Regions from separate parts of the Homo sapiens genome. Here all the other regions are linked to region 1. Evidence: chromatin contacts called from ENCODE Hi-C or POLR2A ChIA-PET data. All regions are on one chromosome and are shown on one strand. Each heading gives the region's core, a stretch centred on a gene start or an enhancer-like site at or near the end of the contact. The rest is flanking DNA. Distances are from core to core; before and after follow the strand shown.

Region 1 (3,662 bases), core at 92-2,591:
ATTAGTGACTCTGCTGTAAAATAGTATATATATACACACACACTCTTTTTAGGTATACATTTATTAAATGCCATTAGAGTTGGTACAAAATACAATTTTTAGCTGGTGGCTCTCTACCGATTACAACGCAGCCAGCACAGCATACTTGGGTTTTCAAGCCTCGGGAGCTCACCCAGCAATACATAGCTAGGGAGAAGGGGTAGGGAGAATAAAAATCAGCGAAAGCCAGGATATTAATAAAGAGTTTTGATGGTTAAGGACAAGCAGGCGAATTAAGACTCTGGAAACCGAGAAGGTGTATAGAAAAGAAAACCAGAGAGCTGGACGACAAGGACACAGTAACAGCACAAGGGGATTCATCTAAAGGGCATTCCGATGGAGCAGGCAGGCTGCGCCCCGAAAGGTGGGGAGAGGTTGGAAGCAGATGGGCAGGCACAGGCGAGCGTGCACTGCCTGAAAAAGTTTTCATGATGGCTCCAGCCTAATTTCCCAACGCTGGTCTCGGGCGCCACAAAACCTGGGCGGCCCGACCGGAGCCAGGTGCCAGCCTCAGGGCCGCCGGGCCCGGCGCAGCGTCCGGAATTCCTGCGATGTCTGGGGCGCGGCGGTGGCTCCTCCCCGCCCCCACCACGGCCTCCGCCGGCATTTTCCGGCTAGGAGGCCCGCCAGCCCTTCGAAGAACCGGCTCCACGCGCGGACGGTCGCGGCCGCCGCGCTTCCCGGGGAGAGAGGCGAGCGCGGCGCCCGGACCGCGGTGAGAGCCCTCCAGGCCCGGGCGCGCGGGGTGGGCTTCCCGGGTCCCCGCCCGAAGGCCGCGGCGCCCCTCCTCCTCCCCCTCCCCCGCCCGGGGCAGCCCGCCCCTCCCCCCGGCGCGGGCGGGGCTGCGGGCGCCGACGCGGAAGCGCGGGGCGCTAGGGCTGCGGGGGCGGCGGCGCGGGAGGCCGCGCGCGCTCCCCGGGCCGCAGTCGGCGCGGGCGCGGGGCGGGGCGGGGCGGCCGGGAGGCGGCGGGCGATCGCGCACAGGCCTGGCCGCCGCCTCGCCCCCCCTTCCCCAGCCCCTACCCTCCCTCGGCCTAGCCGTCCCCCTCCTCTCCCCTCCCCCGGGCGAATCACGCGCCCTCCTCTGACACTCGTAGCGGACCCGAGCTCCGAATTTATCCTTCACGTGACCTGAGGGGGTTGGGTGGTTGGCTGGGGACAGAGGGGGAGACGGAAAGGAGGGAACGGAATCTGCCGTTACCTGAGCAACAGGCCCCGCCCGCCGGCTCGGGGCTGGGGGGCGGGAGGAGGACGTCAGCACGTCAGCCGGGGTTTTGCGTTTTGATTGACAGTTGCTATAGCGACCGGGTCGGTCCGTCGCCATTTTGTTGGTTGGTTTTTTTTTAAACCCTTTCGCTTCCCGCCCGAATAATAATAAAAAGCCCCATTGGAGTGAGGCGGGGGTGGCGGCGGCAACCGCGGCGGGGGTATCCGGGGAGACTGCTGCTGTCGCTGCTGCTGATCGCGGCCCAGGTCGGCCTCAGAGAGCGGACACCCCGAGCGGGGGGTGCGGGCGCCGCCGCCGCCGCTTCTGCTGCTGCTGTTCCTGCTGCTGCTGTTGGTGCCGCTGCCGCCGCCGGCGAGCAGGCGGGACCGGTGTGAGTGCGAGTGTGTGTGCGAGGGAGCGTGTGCGAGGGCGATTGTGCGCGCGAGTGTGCGGGTGTGTGCGAGTGTCTGTCTGTCTGTGCGGGGACTCGGGGGCGGGCGGTTCGGGCTCTCCTGGCGGAGGAGCCGCCGCCGCCGCCCGGGCCCCGGCGCTTCTCGCTGCGCAGGTTCGGAGCGCGCGCCATTTTGTGAGATTTACAAAATCCTCCTCGGGAAGAAGCCGCCGGCAGCAGCCGCCGCTCGGCGCCCGGCCTCGCCGACGCCGCCCTCTGCGCCGGGCCGGCCGTGCGGCCCCGCCGCCTGGAATCGGGGCCCGGGGACTGCGGTATTTGCCGGGGAGGGGGCTGTCGCCTCCCCGGCCCCGGGCGCCGCTGGAACCGCGAGCCGAGGAGAGACTGAGCAGGCTGCGGCGCGGCCAGGAGCCGGAGCGCCGGGGGCGGAGAGAGGCTGCCGGGGCGGCGCTGGCTGCGGAGGCCGCGGCGGGAGCGCGGCGCGGGAGCCCGAGGCTGAGACTCACCGGAGGAAGCGGCGCGAGCGCCCCGCCATCGTCCCGGTGAGTGTCCGGCCCGGCCGCGGCCCCGCCCGGCCTGGCGCTCGGCTCCCCCGGCGGCCCGCAGCCGGGCCGGAGCCGAGGCCGGCCGGGCGGAGGGAGGGACCTGCCATTTTAGGAGGAGGCGCCGCGGGCCCAGGGCCGGCCGCCGGGGGAGGGAGCCTCAGGCCGGGTCCCGGAGGAGCGGCGGGCGCGAGCGGAGGGAAAGTTGCGGAGGGTGGGAGCGGGGGCCGCGGCCTCCCGGGAGCCGGGGCCTGGGGGGCCGTAGACAGCGCCAGACCTTCACTGGCCGCCCGAGCGAAGGGGTGGAGGTTGTCTTCCTCCTCCTCCTCCTCCTCTTCCTCCTCATCCTCTTCCCCCAGCTCCTCCCTCGTCCCTCCTCTCGGTCCCCACCAGTGTGGGAACCGCCGGGGTGATTCGCAAGGACAATGCACGGGTTAAGAAAATGGGGCCGGCTGCCGGGTGGGCGAGGACGGCGGGGCCGGGCCGGGCCGGGCGCCGGCGAAGGTCGGGAGCCGCTGCCTCGGCGGCCCTGGGGGTCCGCGCTGGAGCGAGGGGCACTCACTGGCCTCCGAAGTTGGGCGGGGAGCGCGAGTGTCCCCGGCGGCTCGGGGTGGAGGGATGACCTGCCCGGCAGCCGGGGGAGTTGGTGGCTGAGGAGAGGTGAATTAGAATAGATACCTGTGTATCGCCACAAAACTTCACCAGTCTATTTATAGGCACAAACCCACTCTCGCTTCGGAGCCACCAAAGCTGCTGAGTAGCTCAGTACTTGGCGAAAGGCTCCTCCCTAATCTGAAATAGTTAAAAATGGTAAAATTAGTGAGTCAGTGACTCTGGTTACTTGCCTGTGCCTTTCGCCCAACCCTAGGTGACACGAATCCCATAATCTGGGCACAGCGCAGGAATGCTAGCACCATTTGGTTCTTGAATTCCGCCCAAATTGTCAGAAAATACGCCTTAGAACGTTGTTTTCACAAGTGCCAGGCTCTGTTTTTAGGGTTTTCAGTGGATCGACCAGCTTGCCCAGCCGGTAGGAACTGTTCCCATTTTATAGATGAGGAGAGTGAGTCTGGAGAGGGGCACTGACTGGTCTAAGGTCATACAGCTGGGACTCCAGGAGCCAGAAGGCTGTAGCCAGTCTGGAGTTGTGAATCATTAGGGTGTAACTCATTATTAGAAATACTGGCAAATTTTGGAGTGATTCGTGTTTAATGACTCAGGGTTCTAACCTAGAGATGTGTCCCCGTAAGGTTTTTAGCGTGGAATTACCTTTGTGGCTTGCCGAGGCCAAAAGGTAAGGTAATGGTGATGAGGCCTGTTAATAAACTTTTCAGGCCTTTCCCCCCCCAAGAAAACTATGTAGTCAATTTTTGAATGAAAGGAATTAAAGATATTCCTTGATGTGTTTTGTACTTCAAACAATTTTGATTATAGTCATTTTTTGAGTATTGATGAGTCATAAGAA
Region 2 (3,730 bases), core at 470-2,969, 1.9 Mb after region 1:
AAGTGTTACAGGTCTTCCAACTGTGGTAAAAGATCACTCAGAAGCTCTTTTCTTTCTCAATTGTTTTCCTTATACAAGATGCTGAATATGGCCTGGCAATTAATGAATTCCTTTATCCTAATAACGAAACGGCAAAAATATATTCCTGAAAAATGTCTCCAGTAAAAACAAACGAATCCCTGCAACTGCTGTAACTATAGATAAAAGCAAGTTATATAGAAACATTAACCAAGTTCACAAAAGAAATGAGACTGTAATGCAAGATTAACCGAGCTCAAAAGAAAAGTGCCTATTTAAAGCACTTTATTGTGTTATCTACAAGATCAGTGTGAAACTCATCAATCAACTACTGCGTTCAACAAATATTGTACAGTAGAAAGGAGCACAAGCACTACAGTGGCATATTCATACAGCTGCAAGATTTTTATGACGCTGCTGACAAAACAAAAAATAAAAAGCTCAACACAAGAACATTTCTCCACCTTCAGAGACCAATGATTCTATTCCTAGGGAACAAGTGGGGGGACAGACCCGGGCGGGGCAAGAGCAGCGAGGCCAATCAGAGCGCGAGTTACAAGCGCGGTGGAGCGGGGAAGCGAATGAAACCGCCCAGTTGAATGGCTGGCTGCGCACGCCACACCCCCGCAGAGGCGGCCGCACCTGGAGCCCCACCCCTGCCGCAGGACCTCCGCGAGTCGCCCCCACCGCTCCGCCCCGCGCCGCCCCCAATGACTGTTTCCTGCCAAAACAAACCTGGCCGCCTCAAAAACAAAACAAAATCTTCAGCCGGGAACGCAGCTATCCCCGGGCCGCCCCCCAGTGCGGGTCACACTTTGCACCCCACGGGCCGGGGTCCCCGCGAGGGGAAGGGGCGGGGGCGGGGGGCGGTGCACGGAAAACCCGGGGAGCAAACGTGCCCAATGCTCACCAACTCCTCGTAGCTCCTGTTGTGCTCGTTGCCCTCCCAGTCCAATCTCTTCGGCAACAACTGGAAAGACACGAAACGCACACGAGTGACCACCCCTCCGGCGCGGGGGGGGCGGGGGGCGGGGGGCCGGGGGCGGGCGGCGGGCGGCGGGCGGGGGGCGCGGGCGAGCATCCCTCAGGGCAAGGTCGGCAGGAGGAACCCGAGGGAGCGCGGGGACGGGCGCGCACAGACCTGGTACTGCTCCAGCTCCTGCACCAGCACCTGCGGCCGAGAGACGCGCGGTCAGGGGTGGGGTCGGGCCCGGGGCGCTCCCGTTTCACCCCCGCCCACCACCCGCGACCCCCGGCGGCGGGGACACTGGGGACGCCAAGTCCGCAGCCGCCCGCGGGCCCGCACTCACCTGGGCCGCTCTCCGACACGGGCCCGCCGATAGGTACCGGGCGATAAGGAAGTACAGCTCTGCGGGAAGACAAGGAGTCAGGTCAAGCCCCGGCGGGGAGGGGAGGGGGACGGGGCCAGGGGAGCCGGGGGAGCCCGGGGAGCCGGGGAAGCCGAAGCAGCCGGGAGCGCCAGGGCGGGGGTGGCACGGCCTCGCGTCTTACCCGACTCGATGAGAGGCACCGGGCGTCGGGCGGACGACGGCTCCGCCATGGCCGGGCGCGGGGCGGGAGGCGGGAGCGAGCGAGCGAGCGGAGCGTGTAGGCCGCGCCGAGGCCTGACCGGGCTGGCGTCCCCTCTTCTCAGGCGCGCGCCGCCGCCGCCGCCGCCGCCGCCATACCGTGCGCGCCGCCTGGACCGACGCCTCCGCGGGGGAGGAAGTAGTTCCTCCGCGGGAGACGAAAAGTAGTCCCTCCGCGGGGGGCGGGGGTTTGCGCCAAGAGAGGACCGGAGCTCGTGTCCCGCCCGGGGAGGCGAACCTCGCTCAGCTCTCTGCCTCCGGGGACTCGATGAGGAGAAAGTGACGCGGAGGCAAAGACCTGGGCGCCGCAGCAGCGAGTGGGGGAGGGGAGGGCGCGTGGTCCGAATCCCTGCGCGCAATGAGGCGGCTGCCCGGGCTTTGTGAGGCGGCAGCGCGACGCCGGGTGGCCCAGCAGCGGGCGGGTGCCGGGGGCGGAAGCGCGGCCACAAGAGGGGGCGATTCACCGCCGCCCCCCGTGGGACCTGGGTCCTCTACGCGGGACCGCAGGGGCCCCGAGTCGCGGGTTGGGCAAGGTCGCCCGCTCCGGGTCGCTCGGAAGGGTCATTTCACGGACCGGTCGTCTGGGGCCAGTGCGTCTTGCCCCGCACGGAAGACCCCTCGCTTCGAGGACAGGAAAGCTTTTAAAGTGAGGATTGGCTCGCCGCGCCTCCCGCAGAGGGGAACGCCGCCCGGACCCGCGCTCCTGGGGCGGGGGCCTCGTATGCTGGCGTTGCCGGAGCGTCTGCGGCGCTGAAGGCTGCCGAGACCCAGCCACATCCCCCACAAGCCAGCAGCCCGGCAGAAAATTACATAAAATGCAGCGCTTCGCCGAGGGGGTGCGAGTCGGGGGAGCAGCGCGCAGCTGCGGCTGACGGCTCGGCTGGATCCATCCAAGCATGGACAGGAAAACGGGACTGTGGGGAGAGGGTGGTGCAGACGGGCCGCAGACCCTCCTTAGGAAGAGAAGCCGGAAACTAGGGAGTCATGTGCAGTTAGAATCCTCTTGGAAGACTAGTAGGATGTGAGGTTGGAGAGGTGGACGACGACCAGAAAATTCCCTTGTCTTGCCAGGCTTCTGACCTAACTATGAGTTTCCTCCGCGCATCCAGCCTGCCCTGCTCTGGCCCCTAAAGTACAGCAGTAACACTCAGTGGTGTCCCTGCCTTCCTGGAATGCGCGTTAACAATTCTGATTCTTACTCATGGCAATAACCTACACACCACATAGACGTTAAATGTGGTTCGGGTCAGACTCTAGGGCAGGACTCACTGCCTGCACCTTGTCTTGGCTCCACCAGCTTGACCTTGAGCAAGTCACAACCTGTGGGTCTCAGTGTTCCTTACTAGTAAACCGTAGGTAATTCCTCACTAGTAAACAGATAATATTTGTGCCTGTCTCAAAGTTGTGAGGATTTAATGAATTTGTGTTCCTGGTATACAGTAAGCACCGTGTACAAGTTGGCTTTTATTTACACCAAATAGCAAAAGCTTTTATTTATTTTGAGACAGGGTCTTGCTCTCAGGCTGGAGTGCAGTGGCGCGATCTCACCTCACTGCAACCTCTGCCTCCCGGGTTCCAGCGATTCTTGTGCCTCAGCCTCCCGAGTAGCTGGAATTGCAGGCAAGCGCCACCACGTCCGGCTAATTTTTATATTTTTATATTTTTAGTAGGGACGGGTTTCACCATGTTGGCCAGGCTGGTCTCGAACTCCTGGCCTCAGGTGATCCACCCGCCTTGGCCTCCCGAAGTGCTGGGGATTACATGCATGAGCCACTGCGCCTGGCCAAAAGCTTTTATATATATTTATAAATGGACATAGATATCTGTGAGGCTGTCGGGTATGGTGGCTCACGCCTGTAGTCCCAAGCACTTTGGGAGGCCGAGGCAGGCGGATCACGAGGTCAGGAAATCAAGACCATCCTGGCCAACATAGTGAAACCCCCGTCTCTACTAAAAATAAAAAAATTAGCCAGGTGTGGCAGTGCGCGCCTCTAGTCCCAGCTACTTGAGAGGCTGAGGCAGGAGAATCGCTTGAACCCCGGAGGCGGAGGCTGCAGTGAACCGAGATCGCGCCACTGCACTCCAGCCTGGGCGACAAGGCGAGACTCCGTCTCCAAAAAAAA
Region 3 (3,762 bases), core at 1,148-3,647, 1.1 Mb before region 1:
GGGCAACAGAGTGAGACTCCATCTCAAAAAAAAAAAAAATTTATTACTAATATACTAATGTACTAATGTACTACAGCCGATCTTAGCTAGCATGACTACCATTCAGCTGTTTGCTGTAGCAATTTGTTACATTCCTAGGAAACCTTAAGCTATGGAAGAAAAAAAAAGTCTCATTCTACAAACAAGACATTTCAGGGGAGAAGCAGGGGAGAGTGTTAGGGGCTAGAGAGTGTTATTTGAAACACTTTTCCCTCCATAGGAATGAAAGTTTTTGTCATGGCCATCAAGTTTAAACCTTACTCAGTAAATCTGTTATATTTACTTGCTCCGCTTCCCACCCACCACCCTCAAAATATGGTGTTGTCTGCCAGCCAGTCCATATGATTGTGTAAGTCCATTCCTCACCATGGGCTGCTTGGTTTCTGCGTCTCCTCATTCATATTCTTAAAAGAACATTGAAATGGCTGTTGGTCATCCAGTGGATTTCTGGTGACAGATGTTCATGTCTTTCTACTCAGCTGTGGCAGGGGGACGGCCTGTGGGAATCATTTCCTTAGGTTTGGCAAGAGCCATGAACTGCTGTATTTCACAAAGAAGAGGGCTGGGGTGGACTAGTTGCACAAAAGCATCTCCTAACATTCTTTTTTTTTTTTTTTTTTTTTTTTTGAGATGGAGTCTCACTCTGTCACCCAGGCTGGAGTGCAGTGGTGTGATCTCGGCCCACTGCAACCTCTACCTCCCAGGTTCAAGCGATTCTCCTGCCTCAGCCTCCCAAGTAGCTGGGACTACAGGCGCCCACCACCACGCCCGACTAATTTTTGTATTTTTAGTAGAGATGGGGTTTTACCATATTGGCCAGGCTGGCCTCGAACTCCTTATCTTGTTATCCGCCCGCCTCGGCCTCCCAAAGTGCTGGGATTACAAGTGCGAGCCACCAAGCCTGGCCTGTAACACTCATTCCTTACACTGGGTTGTTACTAGAATGTCAGAACAGTCACAGTTTTATTTTTCTTTGTCTGATAAGAAACCCTAAACTGCATATTTGTGTAACATCTTTACAATCTTCTTTCCTTAGAACGCCTGACAGACAATCTCAGAGTTGGACAGACATCCATAGTTGCTGCTCAGATGTTTCTTTTTTTCAGAGTTTTGCTGCTAAGAATATCTCCTCAACATTTGACTTCATTGTGGCCAATAATGGTCTCTGAATTGGTGAGTACAAGTATTGTAAGTTTGAAAGCAAGGTTGGAGCTTTTTAAAATGCTTTTTCAGTAACATAACGTACTATTTCCTATGTATCCCATTTTATCTAAATGTTATTTTTAATCAGGTTGGTAGCACATGGTTAGCTCTTGGTTAAACAGAGAATATTTTACTCTATGATCATATTTGATCTCTCACCCTGTCAGTTATTCCAACTAACTTGTACCATTTGATAATACTTACTAGTTTTTTATATACATATAAATTTGGGCTGGGCGTGGTAGCTTATGCCTGTAATCCCAGCACTTCGGGAGGCTAAGGTGGATGGATCACTTGAGCCCAGGAGTTCGAGACTAGCCTGGGCAACATGGTGAAACTCCTTGTCTACAAAAAAATACAAAAATTAATTCGGCATGGCGGGAAGTTGCATCTGCAGAAGGTTGAGGCTGCAGTGAGCCATGATTGTACCACTGCACTCCAGACTGGGTGACAGAGTAAGACCCCGTCTTATTCATTCATTCATAAATTAATCGATTTTTAAAAATAAGTAAAAAAAAATATTTGGGTAGATTTAATCTGTCTCAGATAGTAACTTGAATGCATTTTTTTTTCAGATTCAGACATTCACACAGCTTGAAGAAGATCTAAAAGATGAAGATGAGTCATTGAGGTAAGCAGTACAAGATCTGTACACAAGAGGAAAAGATAGTCACGATTAAAGCACGTCACTTTAGATATAGAGTTGTCTAATGTTAAATGCTGTTATCTTGAAGTACTTGTGAAAGGACCAGCTATTCCAAAAATTTCTTAAAAAGAAAATTCTTCTGAGGGACAGGTCATAGGTGAATGGACTATAACAGATCTGAATGAATTTATAACAAGCGTTTCTTTGCAAATTTATAGAAGCACCAACAAAGTAAACAGAACGAAAGTTTCAGTCCCGGATGCAAATGGACCCTCAGTGGGGGAGATACCCCAGAGTGAACTCATCTTGTATTTATCAGCTTGCAAATTCTTGGACACAGCGCTTTCTTTTCCACCTGACAAGATGCCATTATTTCAAATGTAAGTCAGATAGGATCGTGTGTCCTTTTTGAAGTAAGAGATTTTGTTTTTTCCTTTTAAGCACTTTCACTTGTTTTTCATGTACAGTTTATGGGAAACCACCATCTGGGTTTCTAGTGACAGCTAAGCCAGCTCGGAATACCAAGTTTCAGATTACTTGCAACATCTGTGGCTCTGCAAATTTGGCTCACAGGAGTGTTTATGAATGTGTTTCTATGGTGTGTGTGTGTGTGTGTGTGTGTGTGTGTGTGTGTGTGTGTGTGTGTGTGGTTTTTGCTACTGAATGCTTATAAAACAGGGCTTACCCACTGGTGCTCCTCACTGCCTTTGTGTAGACCTTTTTGTCTGTGTTTAGTTAGATACAAATGCCTTTATTTGGAGCCTGCCATCTCCGATTCACTTTGCCCCATAGGCTTATGTTTCCTGCCGGCTTAGCACAGCTGCTCATTTGTTTAATTTCATGACCAGCCCCAGAGGCTATTTCTCTCTCTCCTACCCCCACAAAGAGAGTAATCATATAGAAATGTTTGTGGTTAAAGAGCGGGTTCTCTTAAATGCACATTGCTAAGTGAAAGAAGCCAGTCTGAAAAGGCTACACACTGTATGATTCCAACCATGTGACATTCTGGAAAAGGCAAAACCATGGAGACAGTAAAAAGATCAGTGGTCGCCAGGGGTTGGGGAGAGGGAGGCAGGGATGAATGGGTGAAGCACAGAGGATTTTTAGGGCAGTGAAATTATTGCATACAGAGCTATAATGGTAGATCCATGTCATTGTCCATTTCTCCAAATCCATACAATGTACACCACCAAGAGTGAACCCTGATGTAAACTCTGGACTTGGGAGGATAACAGTGAGTCAGTAGAGGCTCTTCAGTTTTAACAAATGTACCACTCTGGTGCAGGATGTTGATAATACGGCAGGCTTGTATGTATGTAGGATGGGATGTACGGGAACTACTTTCTACTCCATTTTGCTGTGAACCTAAAGCTGTTCTGCAAAAGAAAGTCTTTTAGTTTTTAAAAAGCAGGTTTGGGCCGGACGTGGTGTCTCATACGTGTAATACTAGCACTTTAGGAGGCTGAGGCGGGTGGATCACCTGAGGTTGGGAGTTCGAGACCAGCCTGGCCAACATGGCGAAACCCTGTCTCAACTAAAAACACAAAAATTAGGCCAGGTACCGTGGCTCACACCTGTAATCCCAGCACTTTGGGAGGCCAAGGTGGGTGGATCACTTGAGGCCAGGAGTTCAAGACCAGCCCGGCCAACATGGTGAAAAACCCTGTCTCTACTAAAAATACAAAAATTAGGCCAGGCGCGATGGCTCACACCTGTAATCCCAGCACTTTGGGAGGCCAAGGTGGTTGGATCACCTGAGTTTGGGATCAGCCTGACCAACATGGAGAAAATCCATCTCTACTAAAAATACAAAATTAGCTGGGCATGGTGGCGTATGCCTGTAATCCCAGCTACTTGGGAGGCTGAGGCAGGAG
Region 4 (3,537 bases), core at 120-2,619, 1.4 Mb after region 1:
AGAAATAATCACTTCCCCTATACGTGATTGTTTCAGCCGTATAGATTCTGACTGTGACTCATGCCACGGTGATACCCGGAGACCTTCGGGGACCCAGAAACATTAAGGTGCACCGATATCTCAATTATCCGGATAACTCTAGACCTAGAGTCACCATGGAAACCTAGAACCCTGAGTCACAGAGAAGCTGGGCCATTCCTCTCCCTTCCCGGTGGTGCCGCAGTTCTTGAGATGTGAGCAGCTTTCAGCCCCGTGGCCTCGCCTAAGCTGGGGTTTCCTATTTCATCCACAACTTCAGGAATCTAAACTTTCCTGCAAAATATTGAGCATGTGACCTGAGTCCAAACAGCCATGGACTCAAGCACCTTCTGATAAAAACGGAAACCACAGTGTAGGGGGTGGTTTTGACCAGGGTTTCGGAGTCAGATAAACTCAGGTTTCCACCTTGAATTTCTCATCAATCTGACGTGGCAGGTTATTCATCCTAAGGTTCAGTTCCCACCTGTGTAAAGTGGGAGCCGCAAGTCCTCCGAGAGTGACGATGATGTGCGTGGAGTGCCCAGCCCAGATTGAAGCGCGGCCAAGGCGGGTCGCTATCTGGGCACCGCTCAGCTCCAGAGGGCGCCACTCCCGCGGAGCCTGCGGGATCGGGGCTTCCCGGGAGCAGCGCGATCAGCACCACGACTCGGGGACACAGCCAGGGCCCGGTTTCTACAGGAAGCGCCTCATTTGGAGCCTTTTTGTGATAGAATGATCATTAGTCCTAAGCCCATTCAGAGGTTCAAGAATGGGGTCGGCTCAATTTCAGGGCCTTATTACCCAAGCCCGGCTGCCCTTCGGTGCCACCAGCACCACTGCTCCGTCGCTGCGGAATTCCAAAGGCAGGTTTGGCGTTAGGGCCTTGGCCCCAGAGAGGACGCCGAGCGCTCCACGGAAAGTCTCCGCCCGGCTCCCAGGGCGCACACTCGCGCGCACGTGGGGCCGAGGCCCTGCTCCCGGGGCCTCAGGGCCAGCCGGCGAGGGACCCAGCCGAGTGACAGCAGGAGGCGGAGGGAAGGTTGGGCCGGAAGGTGTCAGCCCCGCCCCGCGCTCCCTCGCCGCCTCCGCCCTCCTCTTCTCTCCCCTCGTGCGTTCCCTCTCCTCTCCCTCCGCTCCCCCAACCCTCCTGCTGCCCCCTTCCCTCTCCTCCCGCTTCTCCCCATCCTGCCTACCTCCCTTCCCCTCCTCTTCTCTCTCCTCCCCTTCCCTCCCCTCTCTCTTCTCTCCTCCCTCGTTTCCTCCCCTCCCCTCCACTCGGCCGTCCCTCCTTCCTCCTCCCTCCTCCCTCCTCCTCCCGCTCCTGAAGAGCGCGCCGCGTGGGGGACGGCCCGGTTACTTCCTCCAGAGACTGACGAGTGCGGTGTCGCTCCAGCTCAGAGCTCCCGGAGCCGCCCGGCCAGCGTCCGGCCTCCCTGATCGTCTCTGGCCGGCGCCCTCGCCCTCGCCCGGCGCGCACCGAGCAGCCGCGGGCGCCGAGCAGCCACCGTCCCGACCAAGCGCCGGCCCTGCCCGCAGCGGCAGGGTAAGAGCTGGGCCCGCAGAGAGCGCCCGGCGCGCGGCTCCAGTCCCATGGAGGGTCACCCGGGGCCTGGGCGGGGGTCGCGGGGGGCACTGACACGCAGATCTCGGGGCGCTGCCGGGGGTGCAGGTGGGGGTGGCGGCTGCTGCGAGGACTCTAGGGGCGCGCGTCTGAGTTCCGCGCCGGCTCGTTTTCCGGTTATGGAGTGGCCTCCGGGGCTGGCGGGGTCGGCCGGGGGGTTCCTGCGTGCTAGGGCCGCTGTCTTCGGGGTCGCCTAGCGGCGGGCGCGGCCAGGGCGCGCTGGCTTGTTTCGCTCGCTTTTGTTTTTAAAAGGAAACGCAGGCCTGGTAGGGGGTCCTGCCCAGTGGATGTCCCGGCGAACATGATTTCGCGAACGGGAGTGGGGGCACAGGAGAGCGTGTCCGAGGTGGCCTGGCGCCCCGGCTTTGAGGGTGACTTCCTGGAGCGGCGCCGGGCCCGGAGGATCTGGGGCGCCCAAGACACCTGAAGGCTGCGGCACCGCGGGAACCTGCGGGGCGCGGGGTGCCATGGTCACCTGCTCGCCGCGTCCAGGGCCCGGGCTGGGGACCCCTCGGTCGTGCGAGGAGAGCGTGGGGAACCTGTCGGAAATGAGATCTGGTTGCGCTGGGCTGCCTTTATTTTCTCGTTCCTACAGCATTTGAATGAAGAGGTAACTGAGTGTTTGCTTGTGTGTGTTTGGGTTGCGTGTGTGTTATCCTATTTTATTTTTTACGGCAGGAGACCTTTTATGTTAGCCTGTACACAATTTCAGGGTAGCCTAAAACAGTAGTTGACGCGCTAGTTATTTAGAAAGTAAAGAAATGAGCAGTCCCCTTTGGAGACAGGAGTAATTTATTTTAATTCGCCAGTAAGAGATTATATTTGTTCCATACAATGGAAGCGCCTGTGCGTTATCTGCCTGCCCACACCACCACCAATCAGAGAGATAAATCTCCACGTTAAGCTTTATTAAAATTCTGAGTAGTAGCGCAGCACAGTAAATGTTAGCACCGACCATCCGCAGGGAAATGCTCAGATACTCATTTCTGGGATTAGTCATTCATCTCTCTAAACTGATCGCTTTCAAAGCGAAAAAAGCAAACTACCTTCAAATGTGTGTTACAAGGTTGTGTTGTTTCTTTTTTTTGTTTGTTTTCAAATTTATCTAAATAATCTTACATAAGTGATTACTTGTTCCAATAAGGGTACTGTTGTCAGGCAAATTCTCCTTGTTTTTAAATGTAACCATTCTCAGCTGTTACATTTCTGCTCTTTATCCTTTTTTTTTTTTTTTTTTGGTTTAAAAGCAGCGATCCATCAGCAACACCAAACTTGAAATTGATTTATGTGGAAAAACTTGGCTTGTCTGCCATCTAACAAGCCCTGTTGAGTAAAATAAGCAAGCTTAAATTTGATTAGTTGTGTGTCTGCCTGAAACCATTTAGTAGAGCACTTTAATTCTGCATGGTTTTTACAAAACTCATTAAAAGCTGGACAACAAAAGAATTCTATTCTGTAGCTAGTAATTACAGCTCTTTATGTGGGAGTGGTAGGCTGCCTTTTCTCCTGGTATTTGTACACAAAAGCTGGGGAGAGCTTTTCCACTGCCTTCCACATTCATTCTCTGTCCATCTCAGAGAAGCTGAAAAACAGAATCAAGTCAGCAAGCAGTCTGCAAGCCTAAGGAAGAAAAAGAGCTGACCCATCCGGCTCTGGATGGATAACTGGCAACACCCAAGATGTCTATGATTTTGGCCTTCTGTTTGAGGCTTGTTTATTTCTTTAATCAGCAGCTACCAGGACTTATTTCATGCAGAGAAATGACATAAAGCTCTAGAGGAAGGAGCATTTCACATTGGAAGGAGTAGTGAGAAGGGCCTGATCTGATAATATCAGGATGGGTGGGAAGGGTCCATTCCTCATCATTCATGTTCTCCCGGCACAGAGGACTGTGTGGA
Region 5 (3,684 bases), core at 363-2,862, 1.2 Mb before region 1:
GGATTACAGGCGTGAGCCACTGCGCTCGGCCAGAATACTCAAATCTCAATGTTGTACATTTACTGTCAATCCTGTCAGTATCAGTATATTGTATACAGTATACAGTAATTGACAGTATACTGTCAATTATAAATTGAGTTTTTTAAATTATGATTTACAAATGAATTTGTCAAAATTAAATTAAACCCCCCCACACGCACACACACCTGGAATCCTTTACAGATAGGTGGTATATGAATACAAGGCACAGATTGTATGTGCATGGTGGCTTTGGCACAAACAGACTACTTCTTTTTTCAATGTTAAGTGTAAAGCAGTTCTTTCATCTCTGTTCAGTGCAGTGTTGAGTGTGACTAGGATTTGAAGAACCTAAAAAAAAAAAAAACTCACCTGCTTGCCATCTTCTTGTTTTTTTTTTGTTGTTTTTTGGTTTTTGCTGGTTTTGTTTGCTGCTTTTGTAAAACCAGTTTATCATATTCTCATTAGGAAATCAATTTTCATGAAATTAATTTTTTTTCCTGCTAACTATGGCTCAATCTTTTCGTTTCTCTCTGCTTCTATCTTAAGACCATTCCTCAAATTGACCATGAGAGGATTTACATCTGGGGCACTTGGTATATGCCAAATGGAGACAAAATCAGAATCAGCAGCCTGGCTGGGCCACAGGTCCAGCATCCCAAGCTATTAAAATATTCTTAGTGTTTCCAGGGAAGTGATAGATCCACTTTGGAAGCTGATAATATACCCCTCCCCTAGAAACATGCATATACACAAAGTGTTCTAAACAACTTCCAGGTGCTCATGACCTCCCCCACCTCCCAAGCTCATTGACCACTGCCTCGCCTTCACGAACTCCAGACCTGGTCTGAACATTTCTAAAGGACGCTCGGGAGTTAAAAGGAGCGAGGCCACTGCAGAAATGACAGCCTTCATCCACAAGTGGCCCACTTCGGGTTGGCTGGAGCCACAGCTGGGTGGGGACAGGGCCTGTGCTCAGGTGAGCACTGCCTACCGCGCACCCTCCAGGTGCGTCCTACCCTGAAGCGGTCGGACTGGACCGTCTAGGTCCCAGCGCTCGAGAGGATGGCAGGCAGGGGCTGGTGATTGTCTGGAGATATGAATGCTTTCTAAGGTTGACGTCAAGGTCTCCTTCCTGAGCCACAGTCCACGTGATAAGCTCTGTCCAGGTAGAAATGATCTCACCTCTCCTGTCGCCCAGGGTCGGAAACCTGAGGCCCGTGCGGGCTGGGGCAACTTAGCAGGGGTCCCAAGCCCGCCGCGCCCCCTGCGCCCCAAACGTGTGTGGAGGGCTTGGACGTGGTCCAGAGGGAAAAGATGGGGTGAACCAGGTGCCGCGCACCCTTCGAGGAGCCCCCGCTTCTCCGTTTCTGTGAGTGACTCCAAAGCACCTCCGAGGGCCGACACACGCGCGGACGACCTTGGGCGGGCACTGACCAATGTCCCCTTCCACTCGGTTGTGTCGGGGGTCCCCAGGTGAGGCGCGAACGCCGCCCCGCTCACCTGTACGAGGCCTTTCCCGGAGCAGCCCGGCTACGAAGCGACACCCATGGCGGAGAAGCTAAGGAAGACTCCCGCTCCCTCACACCGCGGCTGAGGCGACTGAACCGCCCCAGTACGCCGGGGCCCTCCCCAAGCCCTGCTCCCAAGCCGAAGCCCCGCCCCCGCGTCTAAGGCCCACCTCCAGGCCCCGCCCCTGACCCCGACTCCGTGAGTCAAGCCTGGCCTTTCAGTCCAGCCCAGCCCGTCGAGGCCCCGCCCCTGTTGTTATGGCCCGCCTCCAGGCACCGCCCTTGATCCCACCTTCATGAGTCAGGCCCCGCCTTCCAGCCTAGCCCGGCCAGCCGAGGCCCCGCCCCTGTAGGGACAGCCCACTTCCAGGCCCCGCCCTTGATCCCGCCTCCTTCGGTCAGGCCCCGTCTTCTAGTTCCGCCCCGCCCGCGGAAACCCCGCCCCCGCGCGCCTATGGCCCACCTCCAGGTCCCGCCCCTGAGCCCGCCTCCAGGCGTCCAGCCCCGCCTTCCAGCCCCGCCCCAAGCGCCGAGGCCCGGCTTCCAGGCTCCGCCCCGACCCGCGCGGTGGGGAAGAGCCGCTGCCGCTGGTTCTCCGGCTCTTCCTCGGCGGTTCTGGCTCCCGGCCGCGCCGCAGCCCTGCCCAGTCTCTCTCCCCCAGCCCGGAGGGCTCCTCCGCGCCGCACGTGAGCGCGCCCGCCAACAGGGCCACTGCCGCGGTAAGTCGTGCCTGCGCCCTGTCCGGCGTCCAGTCCTCAGCCGCTGGGCGAAGCCGGAGGAGCCGGGCATCTCCTCCCCGCCGGCCCGCGGGTCCTTCTCCGGGTCCAGAGGGCTTGGGCGGCGCCGTGGGGCGGCCCGGGGTGCAGGTGGCTTACCGGCGCGCGGCCCGGGCCTGCGGCGCGCTCTGCTGCAGTGCGGGGGCGGAGAGCTCGGGGCCGGAGACCGGGAGGGCAGCGGGGAGACTGGGTGGGGTCCCCTAGGGTTACCCGACCCTGGCGCGGAGGATATGATGCCGGCCACGCCCTCGCCGAGCGGGGCGGCAGGTGCAGGTCCAGGGGTGGGTCGCGGCCCGCGCGCCCTCCCGGGGCCGGCCCACGAAGAGACGCTCAGCCTTTGTTTGCTGGTGCCCTGGCTGGGGAGGAGGCTGGGGACGCAGACCTGTGAGAACTAAGGGCTTTCCTCGTTGGGGAAGACCCCAGTCTTCCAGCCAGTCCCCAGGAGAAGGGATCCGGGCCGCAGTGCGCGCTCTGCCAGCCTGGCCCCTGCGCCCTGCAGGGTTCCCGGCTGCTCGCGGGGACTGTTACCCGCAGTGTTGCCTTACACTCGCGACTGCAGCCCCACAATTGGGAAGACTTTGCTAGGATTTTTTTGGTAAGGCGAGGGAAGACCGTCCCCCCGGCCCCACAAGTCTGCTGCCATTAGGTGGCTTAAATTTTTTCCAGTACAATTTAATTGCCACTTTGAAAGACCACATTCAAAACAGTGTGTCCCAGAGTTGATTAAGCCCATTGGTGATGAGTGTTTCTGTGCTGTGGACTAAGGATCATTATCAATTTTATTACTAATAGTACATATCTGTTATCTGTTGCTAAATGTTTTTGCTTATGTGGTAGGGTCACTGTCCTCATTTTCATCGAACTGAGAAATGTTCCTTCATATAGACATATTTACAGTGAACTTTTTTGGGATCTGGCAGTTGGTTTTTCTCTTGAACTTGTTTTTTTCTTTTTCTAAATTATTATTATTATTATTATTTTGAGACGAAGGTCTCATTATGTTGCCCAGTCTGGTCTCAAACTCCTGGGCTCAAGCAATCCTTCCACCTCGGCCTCTTAAAGTGCTGGGATTACAGGTATGAGCCACAGTGCCCAACCCTGAATTTGATTTTCTATGAAATTAAAAATGGGTAAAGAGAGAGATTTCTTGCTGACATTTTCGATTTTAAGGTATCTGAGCAGATACACTTCTTGTGTGATTACTTCTTTCTGTGTCTAGTTATTTATAGCCTGTATAACTGTCGGTTTTACTGAACTCTTCAATCTCTCACAGGAGACATATCCAGGATAGATTGCAAGATCATTGGCAAAAGAGCTATTTGAGAACTGAACCAATAATTTTATCAGTAGCATAATGTAGTGGAGACCTGTACTATCTC
Region 6 (3,692 bases), core at 57-2,556, 1.4 Mb after region 1:
GCCTTAATGGTAGTCTATTGGGTCAATGTCTATGCCAGTCTTAGTAACAAATGAAAATTGAAAACACTGCAAATACAGTGCAAACTGATGACAACATGAAACTCCAAATCTTGCCTATGATATAAGGTTCCCTGAAGTTAAAGAAAGTGATGGAGGAACTACCATGATTGTTCAGTGTGCAGTGAAAGCTGATGTTACTGTAATAATCTAAAATTCATTAATAAAATCCCAAATTGGCTGGGTGCTATGGCTCATTCCTGTAATCCCAGCACTTTGGGAGGCTGAGGCAGGCAGATCACTTGAGGTCAGGAGTTCGAGACCAGCCTGGGCAACATGGAGAAGCCTGGTCTCTACTAAAAATACAAAAATTAGCCTGGTGTGGTGGCACACACCTGTATTCCCAGCTACTTGGGAGGCTAAGGCAGGAGAATCGCTTGAACCCAGGAAGCAGAGGTTGCAGTGAGCCAAGATCGTGCCACTGCACTCCAGCCTGGGCAACACAGTGAGACTCTGTCTCAAAATAATAATTATAATCCCAAATTACTTCTTTTCTTACTTTAAGTTTTATTTTTCAAGACAAAGTTTCAGCTGTCACACTGCCCTTGTTGGTTCTGTGAAATCATGTTCCCCATTTTAAGTAAATTCACTTTTCAGTAAAAATTACTCTTTGAAGACAGAGGTCTATGTATATACAAACTTACATGTGTCATTTCACAGAATAAGGAAGAAATGGTTTCACAAATTATATTGCATCAATGTGAACTCTCTTTGGGCACAAACACAGGATAAACATCTGTCAGATAGGATTAAAGTGCCTGTGTGCCACTGAGGAATGGGATGAAGAGAGAAGGAAGATAATAAGAAGAGAAGGCAAGAAGAAGAAGAAGAATCAAACAGACAGAAATGGAACTTCCCTCAAAGGTGGTGCAGACCTGCCTGGGGCCCCTGAGAGCAGGAAGGCTTTCCTCCTGAATCCAGCAGAGCTCTTCTCACCACGTGGCCAGAGTCTGCCTTCTGCATGAATGTCATTGCCTAAGTGACTTCGAGATGCAGATGGAGCGTGGTTTCACCCTCAGTCTCTCCTCCTCTGGTTCACGCCCATGTCTGATTCCTGGGCATCGCTTTGCCTCAGAAAGCCACCTCCAGTCTTTCCCACCCACTTCCAATTTGCCCTTGCCCCTTCCTCCAAGCCAAGGCAGTGGTTGTATAAACATAGCTGTATGTACAACACTCAGCTTTTACACTGGTCTCCATTGAATGAGTAATCGCATTACCAACCTTCTAAGCAAGTCGGCTCCCTCAGGACTGCCGTCTTCCAGCCCTCGTAGTACGAAAATGATTCATTAGTCCCTTCATCACAATAACATGAGTCACATGTTATGAAAAGCTAGGAGGATGTATTTTGTGTACACTGAAATCTAAGGTTTGCAAATTTCTGCAATTTAACTTTATTGAGGAGGGAGTGGGGTAGAAATGAATTCCACATTTTTTCTAAGTACGAAAACCCACATCAGGCAACATCTGCTTAAGTCAGTCTCCAAGGACTCAATGTAAACGGTTGTTGATATAAATAGATGTGTTTTTAAGCAAAGACAGATGTCCCAGCCCCAAATGTTAAGAAAACAATTAAGTTCAAAGACATGTTGGTTTTCATTTCTTTCCCAATAGGTGAATCTTCACTGGGCTATGACAATGAGGGGTGGAAGAGAGAACACTGTGTTTCCCTGTGGAAAGGTGTGTTGTGCCGTGGGTGGCAGGTGTGAGCTGCACACATGCAGGATGGCGTCCGCTTGCCTCCCTAGTGTTGCTCGAGAGGCCTGGGTCATGACGCCTTCCCTTACTCATGCATTCTCACGGCACTTGCTGATTTATTTGAAGACTCCCCTATTCAGAACTCCTCAGAATATTATTTCAGGGAATACTAAGTGGGAGGCATTAGGAAATAAGTCCCCGGAATTTGGGGGTCCATGGGAGAAGAAACTAGAAGCCAGCAGGACTCTGGAGCAAGAGTGGGCTATGGGACAATGGTCCTCAGTAGGAACGGGCCTGCATCTCGTTCTCCCAGAGCAAGGATCTGAAATCCAAAAGATGATCAACAAATCTGCATTTCGGCAGGAGGAACATTCCCAGTGAGCTTATCAGGAAAGCTAGCACCAGGCAGAAAGGGTCATTTCTACACAGAGAAATTCACATTGTTTGTGTCAGGCACTTTGCCAGAAAGCATTTTGACAAATTCCCTCGTTGAATGTGAGGGATGCAATGAAGAATTTAAAGTTTCGCAGGAATTAGTGACATAAGGCAAGTTCACATTTTGACCATACCACCCTTTACATGGTAGAAAATTCTACCCCATATGCCCAAAGCAGGTCTTCCCTTCCTTCTGAGAAGCCGAGGCAAAGACCTTCCTGGCCTTTGGGCCAAGCTTTCCCAGGAAGGGAAGGAAACTGTAGCTGCTTTGGAGGGTTCCTCGGACTAAATTGGGGGTGCCAATGCTAGAAGATAACACAGGCTGGCAGGCCACTCCCCGCCCCAGGCCCCAGCCAGAGCATCCCAGGCTCCATCCCAGGCCCCATCCTAGGCTCTGTGGTACAGGCAGGGGGAGGATGGCTAGTACCCTTCACCCCGAGGGCATGGCCGCCTTTCTGACATCACCTGGGAGGGGGCACCCCGGCTGGCCGAGGTTTAAGGTAGAAAAGCCTAGCTCCTTTGTTGTTTGTCATGAAGCCAAATGATCTGGAACTTGGTTCTTTCTCAAATGGTCAGAAAAAAATGTCAAAACAAAGCCCCCATCACAAATCACCTCAGGACACATGTCACACTCTTCCCGGGCCTGAGCACTATTAGTGATTAGAAACGACCACTCAGTTGTGAGCACACAGGCTGGGCAGGCTGTCAGAAGTTGCAAAAGCCGTCACTGGTTGTGTCAGGCGGATACCAGAATCAGTCAGCGATCTCAAAGTCTGGTGTCCATGCTGCCAGACATCTGTGAGTATTAGGATAAAATGTCATATTAATCAGACATTCACATGAGGCCACAAGCAACGCTTGGCATTTGTAGATGTAGTGTAGATAGATAAGCCACCCCATACTCTCTTCCTGGACACACAGGAGGACCACCTTTCCAAGCCTCCTTTTCCTCCCATTGGGTTCTGGTGAGAGGTGTGTGGGCAGAGGTGATGGGAGTCCTGTAGACTTGGCCATAAAGCACTCTGAGTGATCTTTGACACACCTTCTTCCCCTTCTGTGACAACCCTGGAGGCTGTGTATTGACCATGGTGGCTTCACAAGACGTAAGGAGACTAGATCCCTGGGTTATCACATGGAGAAGAACCCAGCAGAGCTGCTCAGGCTGTATTGGAATGGGGATGAGGGGAAGCAAACCTTTGTGACATTACAACACTGAGATTAGGAGATTGTTAGCGCAGCTAGCATTTACTATTCTGATGCATGCACCTTGTTTCTGGGAAGTACGGATGGATACCACCAAGCAAGGTGCTTTGAAGTAGTTCGTTTATTGGCATTTTCCAGACCAAGTGTATAGTTTAAAATCAGTCCCCCAAAAAATCACAGTTGGGAAGAGAAAGAGAAGCCCGAGAATGAAAGGAGTATGATGCTGCTCACTTTGGGACCGAGTGCCATTAGATTCCTAGAGTAACAAGAAACTGAAAGGATTACTCAGTTCATTCTCTAAT
Region 7 (3,679 bases), core at 618-3,117, 1.3 Mb before region 1:
CAACTGATTGGAAACCTACCTTGAAATTGCAATGTAATTGCAATCTATTTAAAGCAGTGGTGTTCAACAGACCTTTCTGCAAGGATGGAAATATCCTAAATCTGTACTGCCCAATACAGTGACCACTAACACATGCACATATTGAGCACTGGAGATGTGGCTAGTGCAACTAAAAAACTGAATTACAAATTTTGCTTAATTTGAATTTATGTTTAAATGGCCACCTGTGATAGTGGCAACCTATGGGACAGCACAGAAATGAAACTTGACCTTATTCCCAATTCCCTTGTAAGTAGGAAGGAGGAACACTCACTTTGAAACCATGCAATTGTCCCATAGGACAGATGTTTATGGTCTCTTTTTTTTTCCTTTTTTTTTTTTTTGAGAGGGAGTCACTCTGTTGCCCAGGCTGGAGTGCAGTGGCATGATCTCGGCTCGCTGCAACCTCCGCCTCTGGGGTTCAAGCAAGCAATTCTCTGCTTCAGCCTCCCAAGTAGCTGGGATTACAGGCGCCTGCCACCACACCCAGCTAATTTTTGTATTTTTTTTTTTTTTTTTTTTTTTTAGTAGAGATGGGGTTTCACCATCTTGGCCAGGCTGGTCTTGAACTCCTGACCTCATGATCCACCCACCTCAGCCTCCCAAAGTGCTGAGATTACAGGCGTGAGCCACCGCGCCAGGCCTGGTCTCTTTTGAATAAACAAATTGACCCTCCCAGTCTAAAAACTTGAGAAATTTACATTTGTCTTATCTGAGTTCCTTTCTCAGGGAACTAGCCATCAGTCCTCCCAGATAGCACCAAGGAACTGAAACTTATCGGATCACCACATCTGGAAAATCAGACACCAGACCCCTCACCTGCAACAATTGCCTGATGCCTGTTGACCCACTCCTCTTCATCTCTCCCTAACTCCTGCTATTTTCCCACATGCAGTTACATTTCTTCCCTGCTATATCCTAATTTTAATCAGTTGAGAAGATGGATTTGAGACTGATCTCTCCCCCCTAGGCTGTAGCACCCAAATAATGCCTTCTTCCCTGACAATAATGGGGTCTCAGTGACTGGCTTTCTGTGCTGTGAACCACCAGACCTAGACCAAACTCCTGGCATTTCTCTAACAATTTCCCACCACTGAACTAAGTTATAAATTCTGAGGATGGATCCCTGTTTCTTCATTTTAAGATGGGGATTAAAAGGTACATCCTAGAGTGTTATTGTCCGTGTAAAATAGGGCTGTGAAACCCCCTACACCTATGCACAGATAAACTGATGGCCCTGCAAATGCCCAGAGAAGTAACCTTATAAAGATTTAGTGAATGTTTCCCACCATTATTGGAAAATCTGGCTAAGTCAGTAGCTTTGTTTTCATATACTTAGGGGGAAAATCAACAAAAACTTGATGCCCTGTTATTTCCTTCCAGTTTCTTCTGCAACTCTAGCTCCAAAGACTGCAGTTCCTGCAGTATTTTTTTTTTTAGAACACCAGGAAAAAAAGAAAAAAAAACCATGCAAATGTACTATTTCTTCAAACACAACTAGGAATGATTGAACAGCTGGGAGAATATGAAGAAAACCCCTCAGAGAACCAAGGGCAAGCAGTGAGTTCAGATCTAGGCACATGGCCACTAGGAATGGTTCTTCACTGCCACGTGGGCAGCCAACAGCCAGTAGCTAGAGACCAGCCTCGGTCTTCGGCCTGCGGGTTCTGCAAAGTCAGGCTAGCTGGCTCTCCGCCTGCTCCGCACCCCGGCGAGGTTCCGGTGGGGAGGGGTAGGGATGGTTCAGCCCCGCCCCGCTAGGGCGGGGCCTGCGCCTGCGCGCTCAGCGGCCGGGCGTGTAACCCACGGGTGCGCGCCCACGACCGCCAGACTCGAGCAGTCTCTGGAACACGCTGCGGGGCTCCCGGGCCTGAGCCAGGTCTGTTCTCCACGCAGGTGTTCCGCGCGCCCCGTTCAGCCATGTCGTCCGGCATCCATGTAGCGCTGGTGACTGGAGGCAACAAGGGCATCGGCTTGGCCATCGTGCGCGACCTGTGCCGGCTGTTCTCGGGGGACGTGGTGCTCACGGCGCGGGACGTGACGCGGGGCCAGGCGGCCGTACAGCAGCTGCAGGCGGAGGGCCTGAGCCCGCGCTTCCACCAGCTGGACATCGACGATCTGCAGAGCATCCGCGCCCTGCGCGACTTCCTGCGCAAGGAGTACGGGGGCCTGGACGTGCTGGTCAACAACGCGGGCATCGCCTTCAAGGGTATGGGGAGGGGACGTGGCCTCCCCGAAGAAGAACCGATGCACTGGGGCTCCTGGCGTCTGCGGGGTCCATAACGCCTCCCTAGGGAGGAGAGGGAGGAGCTAGGAGATGCAGGGAGTGCAGAAACCTTGGAGAAAGTGAGAGTTTTCCAGCCAAAGGGAACTTTGTGTTTCCCTGGCTGGGACTCTTGGGGATCTTTTTCAGGTTTTCTGCAGTTTTTCTGAATTGAGCTTTAAGGCAACTGGATGGATTTTGAACTGATTTTAAAATAAACGACAAATTGCAAAAAGAAAAAATGGTTATGCCAAGATCCAGTGTGTGCACCCTTCATCCTCCTTCCCCCAATGGTGCCATCTTACAAAAATACTAGAACATGATCAAACCAGGAGATTGACATTGGCACAATACTGTAACCAGATACAGACTTACTTTAGGCAGAGGGCACTAAGTTTTTTTTTTTTTTTTTTTTTTTTTTTAGTATCATTGTATAGAATTTTACCCCATGGGTACAATGTATTAACTATGTTCTCTTTCTCTCCTAAAAGTTGCTGATCCCACACCCTTTCATATTCAAGCTGAAGTGACGATGAAAACAAATTTCTTTGGTACCCGAGATGTGTGCACAGAATTACTCCCTCTAATAAAACCCCAAGGTGAGTCTGATGGGAAACAGCGCACCTTCTCTTTGGGGCTTGATTTGGCCCCTGCTTGCCTGGGATTTCTCCTGCAGGCTCCTGCTTCCTCTCCATGCTGCACGTGCACTGACCTCTGTGCTTTTTCTCCTGCCAGCTGATATGTGCCATTTTGCCTCAGGACTTTGTCCTCACTTCTCCCACTCCCATGGCCATTCGTCCTCCCTGTCGCACTGGTCTTTGCACACCTGGCTGACTCTCATCCTTCAGGTCTTAGCTCAAACGTCTCCTGAGAGATGCTCTTTATTTGCTCCATTCCCCTCTGCGTGGGAGTCCATCCTGTACCCTTTCTCTGCTCTTTCAGAGAGATCTTATTCAGGCTGGTGGAGGCTTTACTACCACCAGTTCATTAGGCCCTTCTAATACCTGTCACCTGTCTGAAACACTCCTTAAGCTCCCAACCACATGGTTGTCTTGCTGCCTTTCCATCTCTTCCTGATGCCTTTCCCCACAATCTAAGATATTTCCAGAGGATCCCTATCCTTTTCCCTAAGTCGTTTGGGACACAGACCCCACCACCCACCCACCAGGATCCTGCAGGTCACCATGCCCCACCCCTCATAATCATTTACTAGGTCCTAGGAGTTGTGCCCACTGAGTTCCTCCTGAATCCGTCTCATTGCAGCTCTACAGCAGGCCCTCACCTGTCCCTCTGGACAATTGCAAACCCTCACAAGGCACCTCTGGTCTTGAGTCTTTTCCTCTTTTCCTTTCCCAGCATCCTGCGTACTGTCTGCAT

What was found. A loop is a pair of places that touch in the nucleus more often than their neighbours do. ChIA-PET counts read pairs that join two places held with the same protein, here RNA polymerase II (POLR2A). Pooled maps may share reads with other maps.
Region 2: a loop to region 1 is called in a map of CD4-positive, alpha-beta T cell, with 4 times the contacts of the local background. The contact joins the promoter of BRWD1 here to the promoter of DYRK1A in region 1. A Hi-C loop is called at or near these places in 2 of 168 maps with a recorded cell type or tissue (CD4-positive, alpha-beta T cell and CD4-positive, alpha-beta memory T cell) and 12 of 50 pooled maps. POLR2A ChIA-PET finds 5 or more read pairs at or near these places in 1 of 52 experiments (BJ).
Region 3: a map of naive thymus-derived CD4-positive, alpha-beta T cell shows a loop between it and region 1 (5-fold over the local background). The contact joins the enhancer-like site here to the promoter of DYRK1A in region 1. A Hi-C loop is called at or near these places in 2 of 168 maps with a recorded cell type or tissue (B cell and naive thymus-derived CD4-positive, alpha-beta T cell) and 6 of 50 pooled maps. POLR2A ChIA-PET finds 5 or more read pairs at or near these places in 1 of 52 experiments (GM10248).
Region 4: a pooled map shows a loop between it and region 1 (7-fold over the local background). The contact joins the promoter of ETS2 here to the promoter of DYRK1A in region 1. A Hi-C loop is called at or near these places in 7 of 50 pooled maps. POLR2A ChIA-PET finds 5 or more read pairs at or near these places in 2 of 52 experiments (PC-3 and PC-9).
Region 5: a loop to region 1 is called in a map of B cell, with 20 times the contacts of the local background. The contact joins the promoter of CBR3-AS1 here to the promoter of DYRK1A in region 1. A Hi-C loop is called at or near these places in 4 of 168 maps with a recorded cell type or tissue (B cell, CD4-positive, alpha-beta memory T cell and naive thymus-derived CD4-positive, alpha-beta T cell), 1 of 37 single-sample maps with no recorded cell type and 14 of 50 pooled maps. POLR2A ChIA-PET finds 5 or more read pairs at or near these places in 1 of 52 experiments (T-cell).
Region 6: POLR2A ChIA-PET joins it to region 1 with 35 read pairs in activated CD4-positive, alpha-beta T cell. The contact joins the promoter of LINC00114 here to the promoter of DYRK1A in region 1. A Hi-C loop is called at or near these places in 1 of 37 single-sample maps with no recorded cell type and 9 of 50 pooled maps. POLR2A ChIA-PET finds 5 or more read pairs at or near these places in 2 of 52 experiments (activated CD4-positive, alpha-beta T cell and activated naive CD4-positive, alpha-beta T cell).
Region 7: a map of B cell shows a loop between it and region 1 (7-fold over the local background). The contact joins the promoter of CBR1 here to the promoter of DYRK1A in region 1. A Hi-C loop is called at or near these places in 4 of 168 maps with a recorded cell type or tissue (B cell, CD4-positive, alpha-beta T cell and CD8-positive, alpha-beta T cell), 1 of 37 single-sample maps with no recorded cell type and 11 of 50 pooled maps.

Annotation. Positions count from the first base shown.
Region 1 is chr21:37,365,432-37,369,093 of GRCh38, forward strand. It overlaps DYRK1A (dual specificity tyrosine phosphorylation regulated kinase 1A), which reads left to right and starts at 1,342. Exons shown (of 12, transcript NM_001347721.2): 1 at 1,342-2,197. RefSeq lists enhancers at 1-803, 335-414, 1,728-2,652 and silencers at 555-734, 765-1,074, 1,655-1,804, 1,995-2,074, 2,315-2,454 and 1 more.
Region 2 is chr21:39,311,913-39,315,642 of GRCh38, forward strand. It overlaps BRWD1 (bromodomain and WD repeat domain containing 1), which reads right to left and starts at 1,720. Exons shown (of 41, transcript NM_033656.4): 1 at 1,531-1,720; 2 at 1,329-1,387; 3 at 1,160-1,189; 4 at 929-988. The coding sequence starts at 1,579. BRWD1-AS2 (BRWD1 antisense RNA 2) reads left to right here and starts at 1,995. Exons shown (of 1, transcript NR_111942.1): 1 at 1,995-3,003. RefSeq lists silencers at 494-893, 914-993, 1,184-1,433, 1,544-1,603, 1,674-1,783 and 1 more and enhancers at 2,513-3,208, 3,209-3,730.
Region 3 is chr21:36,286,939-36,290,700 of GRCh38, forward strand. DOP1B (DOP1 leucine zipper like protein B) reads left to right here. Exons shown (of 37, transcript NM_001320714.2): 33 at 1,076-1,212; 34 at 1,818-1,873; 35 at 2,107-2,268. Among named protein-coding and RNA genes, the nearest start is that of MORC3, 31 kb to the right of the region's middle. RefSeq lists a silencer at 2,855-2,904. Within about 2 kb of position 2,398, at least 8 of the 41 ENCODE cell types and tissues checked have a DNase peak (open chromatin) inside an H3K27ac peak, as active enhancers do; they include B cell, where a contact is called at or near this core.
Region 4 is chr21:38,804,560-38,808,096 of GRCh38, forward strand. ETS2 (ETS proto-oncogene 2, transcription factor) reads left to right here and starts at 1,370. Exons shown (of 10, transcript NM_005239.6): 1 at 1,370-1,561. RefSeq lists enhancers at 169-669, 203-342, 523-582, 593-752 and silencers at 863-1,192, 1,213-1,282, 1,473-1,762, 1,873-1,972, 1,993-2,092.
Region 5 is chr21:36,154,696-36,158,379 of GRCh38, forward strand. CBR3-AS1 (CBR3 antisense RNA 1) reads right to left here and starts at 1,613. Exons shown (of 3, transcript NR_038893.1): 1 at 1,522-1,613. It overlaps DOP1B (DOP1 leucine zipper like protein B), which reads left to right and starts at 2,129. Exons shown (of 37, transcript NM_001320714.2): 1 at 2,129-2,248. RefSeq lists enhancers at 655-1,322, 1,323-1,989, 1,374-1,423, 1,504-1,563 and silencers at 1,744-2,293, 2,324-2,623.
Region 6 is chr21:38,772,171-38,775,862 of GRCh38, forward strand. It overlaps LINC00114 (long intergenic non-protein coding RNA 114), which reads right to left and starts at 1,307. Exons shown (of 7, transcript NR_027065.2): 1 at 1,279-1,307.
Region 7 is chr21:36,068,157-36,071,835 of GRCh38, forward strand. CBR1 (carbonyl reductase 1) reads left to right here and starts at 1,868. Exons shown (of 3, transcript NM_001757.4): 1 at 1,868-2,248; 2 at 2,794-2,901. The coding sequence starts at 1,960. It overlaps CBR1-AS1 (CBR1 antisense RNA 1), which reads right to left. Exons shown (of 4, transcript NR_040084.1): 4 at 1,486-2,329. RefSeq lists an enhancer at 1,924-2,173.